Linked DNA regions of Homo sapiens: region 2 is linked to region 1. Evidence: read pairs that join two places in POLR2A ChIA-PET (ENCODE). Cell type or tissue: Panc1. All regions are shown on one strand. Links, peaks and the distances in the headings refer to the core of each region. The heading gives the core; the rest is flanking DNA. Region 1 overlaps ASH1L (ASH1 like histone lysine methyltransferase). Region 2 holds the start of LOC124904842 (small nucleolar RNA U13).

Region 1 (3,951 bases), core at 974-3,473:
AAGCAAGACTCCGTCTCAAAAAAAAAAAAAAAAAAAGTACAAAGTTAGCTGTGCACAGTAGCTCGCACCTACAATCCCAGCACTTTGGGAGACTAAAGTGGGAGGATCGCTTTAGCCCAGGAGTTCAAAGCCAGTATGGACAACACAGTGAGACCTCATCTCTACAAAAATAAAAAATAAAAAATTAGCCAGGTGTGTGGTGTCATGTGCCTATAATCCCAGCCACTCAAGAGGCCGAGGTGGGAAGATGGTTTGAGCCCAGGAAGTTGAGGTTACACTGAGCCGTGATTGTACCACTACACTCTAGCTTGGGCAACAGAACAAGACCCTGTCTCAAAAAAACAAATACATAATTAGGGAAGGGAGAAAAAATAAATAATAAAATGCTGTGTATAAAAAGTAATTAAAATAACCCAAATGTTTTTTTAAAAATAAATAATAATTTTAAAAGTTCAAATCCTGCCTGGGCACGGTGGCTCACGCCTGTATTACTGGCACTTTGGAAGGCTAAGGCAGGAAGATCACTTGAGCTTAAGAGTTTGAGACCAGTCTAGCAAACACAGCAAGACCCTCTCTCTACAAAAAATAAAAAATTAGCCCAGCATGGTGGTGCACACCTATAGTCCCAGCTACTCGGGAGGATGAGGCAAGAAGATGGCTGGAGCCTAGGAAATCGAGGCTGCAGTGAGCCATGTTCATGCCACTGGACTCCAGCCCGGGCAACAGAGCGAGACCCTATCTCAAAAAGTAAATTAAAAAAATAAACTCTAAAACAAAAAATAAAAAGTACAAAGTCCTATCTTCTCCATGATGGGCTCACAATCCTGAAGTCCAAAAAACTCTGAAATCCAAGTTTTTTCAAAACCTAGTGATAAAACTTGACACGGACCCATTTTAGTCTTAATTACCCTAATTTCCATGAATAATGATAAATTACAATGCAGAAGTATTAATGGGCTTGATTAAGTTAGTAAAGGATGCTACTACTCCCAAACACCACTGTGCCAGTTCACCCAATCTACATTTCTAAAAGCCAAAAAAAAAAAAAGAAGAAGAAGAAAAATAAGAAAAAAGAAAAACGTGTAACACTTGCAGGGAATTTTTTTAAAAAGAAAAAAACTTACGGCACCAACATTTGGGTAATGGATTCTAGACCTATGTTCTCAGACCTATATTTAAGCTTGCACTGACCTGATCCATCCCTGAATATTTATGATCCATATAAGATCACAATTAGGGCAATTAACTTTTTTCTTGTTCTGTATTTGTCAGCTATACCCCTCAACAGATTAAGTCCTCCCACCTCCCATCCCACCCCCTCAGATACCAAAATCTGACGATGCTCAAGTCACTTATATAAAATGGTATGGTATTTGCATACAGCCTATACACATGCTCCTGTATACTTGAAATCATCTCTGGATTACTTATAATACCTAACATAATGTAAATGATATATAAATAGTTATTAAACTGTACTTTAAAATTTTGTATAATTTTTTATTATTGTATTGTTATTTTTAATTTTTTCTAATATTTTTCATCCGCAGTTGGTTGAATCCACAGGTGCGGAATCACAGATAGGGAAGGCCAACTGTATAATTAAAATATAAGCTTCATGAGGATAGGAACCTCTTCTGGCTTGCTCACCACTGTAACCCCAGCAGCTGAAACAATGAATAGCACAAATTTTAGTACCCAATAAATAGCTGAATAAATGAATGAGTGAATTTTAAGGTTCCTGTAACTTCTAATACAATGATTGGCATGTAGCAAATGTCTTTTTTCCTGTTTTACATAACTTTATCTTGTGTTACAATGAGAAAACTATACACAAGTTTTTTCTTAATATGTTTATATTTCACATAGGTGGTTTTCTGTAAATTTACTAAAATATCCTAATTTCAGCACTAACATACTTCCAAATCATATTTTATACATCTTCTGTCTCTGTACCATCACAGCTAGTCTAAGAAAAACAATAACACTCAATGATCTCATTTTATATTCCTGACCACTAACTCCGAGTAAGCCCTTGGTGCTGCCAATACACTTCCCTAATCTATTCCCTCTACCACTCTCCTAAAAAACTATTTCATCCCATCTCCCCTTTCTTCATTGTCCCTAATTTTGCTTCCTATCTGATCACAGCAGTAGTCAGATAGGAAGCAGTAACAAACAGAAAAGTGCCACAAGTGCCCACCATATATCTACCTACCTTCCTACCTGTGTCTGTTCCTATAGTCTGACTGCCTTCCTATCACAATATATAAACGATCTCTCCTTTCAACCTCTTCATTTAGGCAACTATCTCCTTTCTCTCTCACATCATCCATTTCTCATATTTCCTCTGAATAATGCCAATAAGCCTGAAAACAAAAACATACTATAATATCTCTCATGGAAGAAAATTCCTCTTAGCCGAGCAAGATGGCTCACGCCTGTAATCCCAGCAGTTGGGAGGCCAAGGCGGGCAGACCTCACTTGAGGTCAGATACTCAAGACCAGCTTGGCCAACGTGGTGAAACCCCATCTCTACCAAAAATATAAGAAATTAGCCAGGTGTGGTGGCGCATGCCTGTAATCCCAGCTACTCAGGAGGCTGAGGCAGGAGAATTGCTTGAACCCGGGAGGCAGAGGTTGCAGTGAGCCAAGATGGTGCCACTGCACTCCAGCCTAGGTGACAGAGCGAGACTCCGTCTCAAAAAAAAAGAAAAAAAAAAATTCCTCTTGACTCCACATCCTCCACCATCTTCCCATTTCTCTGTTCCTCTTCACAACAAAATTGTTAGAATTCTCTATATTGTCTATTCTCCCTGACCTCCAATCCTTGCTTTTTCTCTTGAACATACTGATTATACTTTCACTGCCACCCCTCCATAGAAACTGCTAGTCAAGGTCACCAACAACCTCCACATTGCTAAGAAGAATGATCAATTCTCAGTCCTCTCATCTTACCTGACCTATCAACAGAATTTGGCACAGCTAAACAGCTCCCTCGCTACCTCACTTGACTTACGGGATACCTTTTTTTTTTTTTTTTTTTTTTTGAGTCAAGGTCTCTCTCTGTCACCCTGGCCAGAGTGCAGTGGCACAATCATAGCTCACTGCAGCCTCAAAATCCTGGGCTCAAGTGATTCTCCTGCCTCAGACCCCAAGTAGCTATTCCAAGTAGCTAGAAATACAGGCATGTGCCACCATGTCCAATTTTTTTTCACTGTTTTAGAGACAGGGTCTCACTAGGTTGCCCAGGCTAGTCTTCAAGTCCTGGCCTCAAGCAATCCTCCGACCTCAGACTCCCGAGTAGCTGGGATGACAGGCATGAGTCACCGTGCCCAGCTCTGGGACTCCTCTCTTGATTGTTCTTCCTCACTGGCTACTACCCTCTGTCTCCTTTGCAGGTTCTTTCCTTCCTCCATGACCTTTAAATACTGGAGTGACGCAGGGTACCCGGACCTCTTCCTTTTTCTATCTACACTCAGTTCCCAAATGACCAGATCCAGTCTTACGGCTTTAAATTTCATCTAACATTGATGATTCACAAATTTCTATCTTCAGATAGAGACTAGCTGAGACCTCTTTCTGGAACTTCAGATTCACATATCTAAATGCTTACTTGACATACTGACTGGATTGTGTAATAGATAGGCACTTAACATGTTTAAAATCAATTCATCTTTGCCCACTGCCCCAAATCTATTCTTCCTACAGGTTTCATTTCAAAATATGGTAATTCCAAAGAGAAATATTTAGGCCAAAAATCTCTACCCATCCTTAATTGCTTTTTCTCTCAAACCCCTCATGTCCATTTGGTCAGCTAAGTTTGTCAGCTTTACCTTCAAAATGTATGCAGAATCTAACCAGTTGTCATTACTCTGACAGCTATTAGATCCAAGTGATGATAAATATGTGAATGGATTATTGCAATAGCTTTTTTTTTTTTTAAAGAAA
Region 2 (5,252 bases), core at 1-2,500, 110 kb before region 1:
CATAAGACAGTACAGTAGTACAGTGAACACTGGTATTTGTGCATATTACTTTTGTACTGATTTCCCCCCACATCAGAAAGGGTAATGTATTGACCTTGACACAAAGTTTGAGGGAGGCGTACCTCATACATGAGTGCAAAAACACAATCATCACGCTTATGAAACACAAAAGAATCTATATTGTTTTTTGATAGTCAAAGTATTTTTCCAAATGTGGAAGAAAAAGGGATGTTAGCTAATAGGTACTACTACTTACTCTGTAGTTTTGTAAACGTCAGAATACAGCCCTGCTTTCTGATACTTCTTCTTTGGGGGACGTGGGGGCTTCTTTTCCCTTGGGATGAGAGAAAGCACAGGCTGCAAGGTACTTTCAGGTTCAGAAGGTTTAGCTGGGGTTTCAGAAGGACTGGGAATCTCAACTGGTGCTTCATTAAAGCTAGAAAGAGAAGTTTAAAGATAATTTTATTATGAAAAAAAAGTTTTCCTACAAATAATTGTCTACTTAAAAAAAAAAAACCATAGCAATTAAAAAAAGAGATATGGGGACTTCCTTATCTGGCCATGTTTAAATAACTGGTACCAGACTTCTCCTGACAAGAAGTAATAGAAATATGGTAGTCTACTAGATACTTAGAGAAAATTTTATTTTATTTTATTTTTTGAGTCGGAATCTTTCTCTGTCACCCAGGCTGGAGTGCAGGGGCACAATCTTGGCTCAAGGCAACCTCCGCTTTCTGGGTTCAAGCAATTCTCCTGCCTCAGCCTCCCGAGTAGCTGATATTACAGGGGCACGCCACCAGTTTTGTATTTTTAGTAGAGACGGGTTTTGCCATGTTGGCTAGGCTGGTCTTCAACTCTTGACCTCAAGTAATCCACCTGCCTTGGCCTCCCAAGTGCTGGGATTATAGGCATGAGCCACCGTGCCCGGCATGAGAAAATTTTAAAAGACAATTATTATCAGATACTGGACAACAGTTAATGCAGCACTGTTATCCCTGAGAAATCTGAAAAAAATGCGGTGAGTCACACAACCACCTTGCCTTTCTTTTATCTTTTTTTGTTTATTGAGATGGAGTCTCGCTCTGTTGCCCAGGCTGGAGTGCAGTGGCATGATCTCATCTCACTGCAACTTCTGCTTCCTGGGTTGAAGCGATTCTCCTGCCTCAGCCTCCTGAATAGCTGGGATTACAGGCGCCTGTAACCACATCTGGATAATTTTTGTATTTTTAGTAGAGACGGTTTTTAGTTTCACCATGTTGGCCAGGCTGGTCTCAAACTCCTAACATCAGGTAATCCGCCCACCCAAAGTGCTGGGATTACAGGCATGAGCCACTGTGCCCAGCCCCACCTTGCCTTTCCTTTCCTTCCTTTTCTTCCTTTCCTTCCTTCCCTCCCACCCACCTTCCCTCCTTCCTTCCTTTCTTTTTCTTTTCTTTCCTTTTCTTTTTTTTTTTTCTTTTTTGAGACGGAGACTTGCTCTGTCTCCCAGGCTGGAGTGCAGTGGTGTGATCTCGGCTCACTGCAACCTCCGCCTCCTGGGTTCAAGAGATTCTCCTACCTCAGCCTCCTGAGTAGCTGGGATTCCAGGCATGTGCCACCACACCCAGCTTATTTTTTTTGTATTTTTAGTACAGACAGGGTTTCACCATGCTGTCCAGGATGGTCTTGAACTCCTGATCTCAGGTGATCTGCCCACCTCAGCTTCCCAAAGGGTTGGGATTACAGGCGTGAGCCATCACGCCCAGCCTCCACCTTGCCTTTCTAAGAATGACTGTGGTGCAGAAGTAGAAACCAAGCAGAGAATGGCCAAACTGATGAGCTGAAAAGGGATATATCAGAGTACAGAGGGACTGAGATAGCTGGAATTTGTGGAAATGAGTATCAGAATGGAAAAACCTATGGAGAATTATAACTCTAGAAATCTAACTATGGGTGTCTCTTTTAGTATACTGCTAAACACTACGTTGTGCATGTGAAGGGTGAAATTCCATATGGCTGAACAAGGAACTACCAGAAAACTGTAACCTGAGCAATTCACACAACTCACACATGATGGCAGATACTCATTCCATTAGGCAAAGTAGAAAGACATTGTTCAACAATAGGGGACATTAAACAGCAAGCCCAGAGGGTAATGTTATCCACTGTTAGAGGGCTTAATTATCCTGAAAGGAAGACTAGCCTTCACTGGTGGGGCGCAGTGGCTCACGCCTGTAATCCCAGCACTTTGGGAGGCTGAGACAGGCGGATCACCTGAGGTCGGGAGTTCAAGACCAGCCTGACCAACATGGAGAAACCCCGTCTCTACTAAAAATACAAAATTAGGCGGGTGTGGTGGTGCAAGCCCGTAGTCCCAGCTACTCGGGAGGCTGATGCAGGGGAATCGCTTGAACCTGGGAGGCGGAGGTTGTGGTGAGCCCAGATAGCGCCATTGCACTCCAGCCTGGGTGACAAGAGCAAAACTCCGTCTCAAAAAAAAAAAAAAGACTAGCCTTAGCTAAGTTTAAAAACAATATGAGAATCCAAACTGATCCATAAGTAACTTAACTGCCTACCAAAATAAAATTGAATATTTGTAAAGGAAACCAACAAAAACCAGACATACAATAATGCGACATCACAATGTCTTGCATCCAATAATAAATTCCTACATATGCCAAAATGCAGGAAAATGTGACCCAGGGGAAAAAATCATTCAGTAGAAACAGCAACAGAAATAGAAATCACAAAGATAGAAAAGAAAATAACTTTAAAATACTACTCTACAAGCATAAATCAGGAATTTAGAAGAAAATACAAAGATAATGAGGAGAGGAAGAGAAGACTTAACAACAACAACAAAAGGAATATTGAGAATTGATAAATACGAAATCTGAAATGAAAAACTGGAGAGTACTTAACAGCAAATAAGGCACTGGAGATCAGTGAACTTGAAGACAGCAATAGAAACAACACAAACTGATAGAGATTAAAGAAAAGAATAAATTATGTAAAGAATATAATACTAACAGAATCTTAGAATCCCGGGAAAGGAGAAAACTTACTACTAAAACAATTGGACACTTGTAAAGGAAAACAACAAAAACCAGATATACAATGATGTAACATTCACAAAATAAAAAATTCACAATGAAAAAAATTGAGAATTATGGCTAAAAAGTTTCCCAAAATGATAAAAAGCATAACCTCAGAGTTAGAAGAAAGTAAGCAAACCATAGGCAGGATAAATAAAACAAGGTCCAGTATATCGTAATAAACTTGTTAAAAACTACTGATGAAGAAAACAAAAGAAGCTAAAGAGGCTGGGCGCAGTGGCTCACGCCTGTAATCCCAGCACTTTGGGAGGCCGAGGTGGGTGGATCACGAGGTCAGGAGATTGTGACCATCCTGGCTAACACGGCGAAACCCCGACTCTACTAAAAATAAAAAAGAAATTAGCCAGGCGTGGTGGTGGGTGCCTGTAGTCCCAGCTACTCGGGAGGCTGAGGCAGGAGAATGGTGTGAACCCGAGAGCTTGCAGTGAGCTGAGATCGCACCACTGCACTCCAGCCTGGGAGGGCAAATAAATAAATAAATTAATTAATTAAACAAAAAAGCAGCAGCTAAAGAGAAAACACACGTTATAAAAAGGGGCCGAGCACAGTGGCTCATGCCTGTAATCCCAGCACTTTGTGTGGCTGACGCAGGAGGATTGCTTGAGCCCAGGAGTTCAAGACCAGCCTGGGCAACATAGCAAGACCCATTTCTTAAAAAAATAATAATAATAAAAAAGTTTAGATCTCATATCCAAAACAGTGCAAACCAGAAGACAATGTAATGACATCAAACAGTGTTAAAAGGAGAGGCAAAGGGGAAGCTTATCAAAATAGAAATCAAAATAAAACAAAAACATTAAAAAAAAAAAAAGATGTGCTTGATTCAGCAGCACATATACTAAAATTGGAACAATACAGAGATGAGCATGGCCCTGGTGCAAGAATGATATGCAAACTTGTGAAGTGTTCCATATTTTTAAACAAAGCATTTTACTTAAAAAATAATACAGGTGATTCTTGTTCCACACAAAAATCGAACAGATGCACATCTACCTCTCATTTTACTAAGTACAACTAAAAACTCTGGAAATTGTCTATAAAATAAACATAAGCAAATGTACTGGCAATGACCAGGCAGGAAGTTTCCCAGATATTTGATTTGCCTCATATGTACAGGTTAAATTGCATAAAGTTTCCCTATTATTAAGGACAAGGCAAACATATGCTTTCATCATATATGTTCAGTATCATAACAGAGGTCCTAGCCAGTGCAAAAAGGCCAGAAAAAGAAAACAATATTGAAAAGGAAGAATTACAAACTATCTCTACTCACACATTGTGTGATTGTCTATATAAAAACACCCAAAGACTCTACAAAAGAGAAAGTACTACAATTAGTGAAATACACAACAATGTTGCAGAATCCAAGGTCAAATTCAACTGTATTTGTATGTTCTATCAATGAGAAAACTGAAATCAAAATTAAACAATGCTACTTAAACAGTAGAATAGTAGCCAGGCAGGGTGACTCACTCCTATAATCCCAACACTGTGGGAGGATGAGGCGGGCGGACCACCTAAGGTCAGGAGTTTGAGACCAGCCTGGTGAACATGGTGAAACCCCGTCTCTACTTAAAATACAAAATACAAAAATTAGCTGGGTGTGGTGGCACACACCTGTAGTCCCAGCTTCTCAGGAAGCTGAGGCAGGAGAATCGCTTGAACCCAGGAGGTGGAGGTTGAATTGAGCCAAAATGGTTCCATCTTGGCTGGGCAACAGAATGAGACTCCATCTCAAAAAAAAACACTCCAGCCTGGGCAACAGAATGAGACTCCATCTCAAAAAAAAAAAAAAACAAAAACAAAAAAACAAGAAAAGCATTAAATGCTTAGATATAAATCAAACAAAATAATACAGAAATATAATTTCTTTATAAATGTATAAATATAATAAAGTACAAATTTAAAAGAAAACCAAAATATAAATCTAACAAATACATGCAGTACATAAGAGTATAAACAAAACAATGAATTTAAAAAAAAAAAGGCCAGGTGTGGTGGCTCATGCCTGTAATCCCAGCACTTTGGGAGGCCGAAGTAGGTGGATCACTTGAGGTCAGGAGTTTGAGACCAGCCTGGCCAACATGGTGAAACTCCATCTCTACTAAAATATAAAAATTAGCCAGGCATGGTGCCAGGCACCTGTAACCTCAGCTA

What was found. Peaks named below come from ENCODE experiments on the same cell type or tissue, not always from the same donor. Only the 100,000 strongest peaks of a DNase experiment are listed, where the experiment ranks them.
Region 2: POLR2A ChIA-PET joins it to region 1 with 7 read pairs; 6 of 35 experiments call an interaction of 5 or more read pairs at or near these places.

What each region holds. Positions count from the first base shown.
Region 1 is chr1:155,524,505-155,528,455 of GRCh38, forward strand. All of the region lies in intron 1 of ASH1L (ASH1 like histone lysine methyltransferase), which reads right to left. Among named protein-coding and RNA genes, the nearest start is that of ASH1L-AS1, 36 kb to the right of the region's middle. In Panc1, for the core only: no CTCF peak of the experiment used is centred there; no DNase peak of the experiment used is centred there.
Region 2 is chr1:155,415,488-155,420,739 of GRCh38, forward strand. ASH1L (ASH1 like histone lysine methyltransferase) reads right to left here. Exons shown (of 28, transcript NM_018489.3): 6 at 257-436. LOC124904842 (small nucleolar RNA U13) reads right to left here and starts at 175; the gene lies at 71-175. It also overlaps the pseudogene RNU6-1297P. RefSeq lists an enhancer at 826-1,329. In Panc1, for the core only: no CTCF peak of the experiment used is centred there; no DNase peak of the experiment used is centred there; H3K27ac peaks cover 345 bases.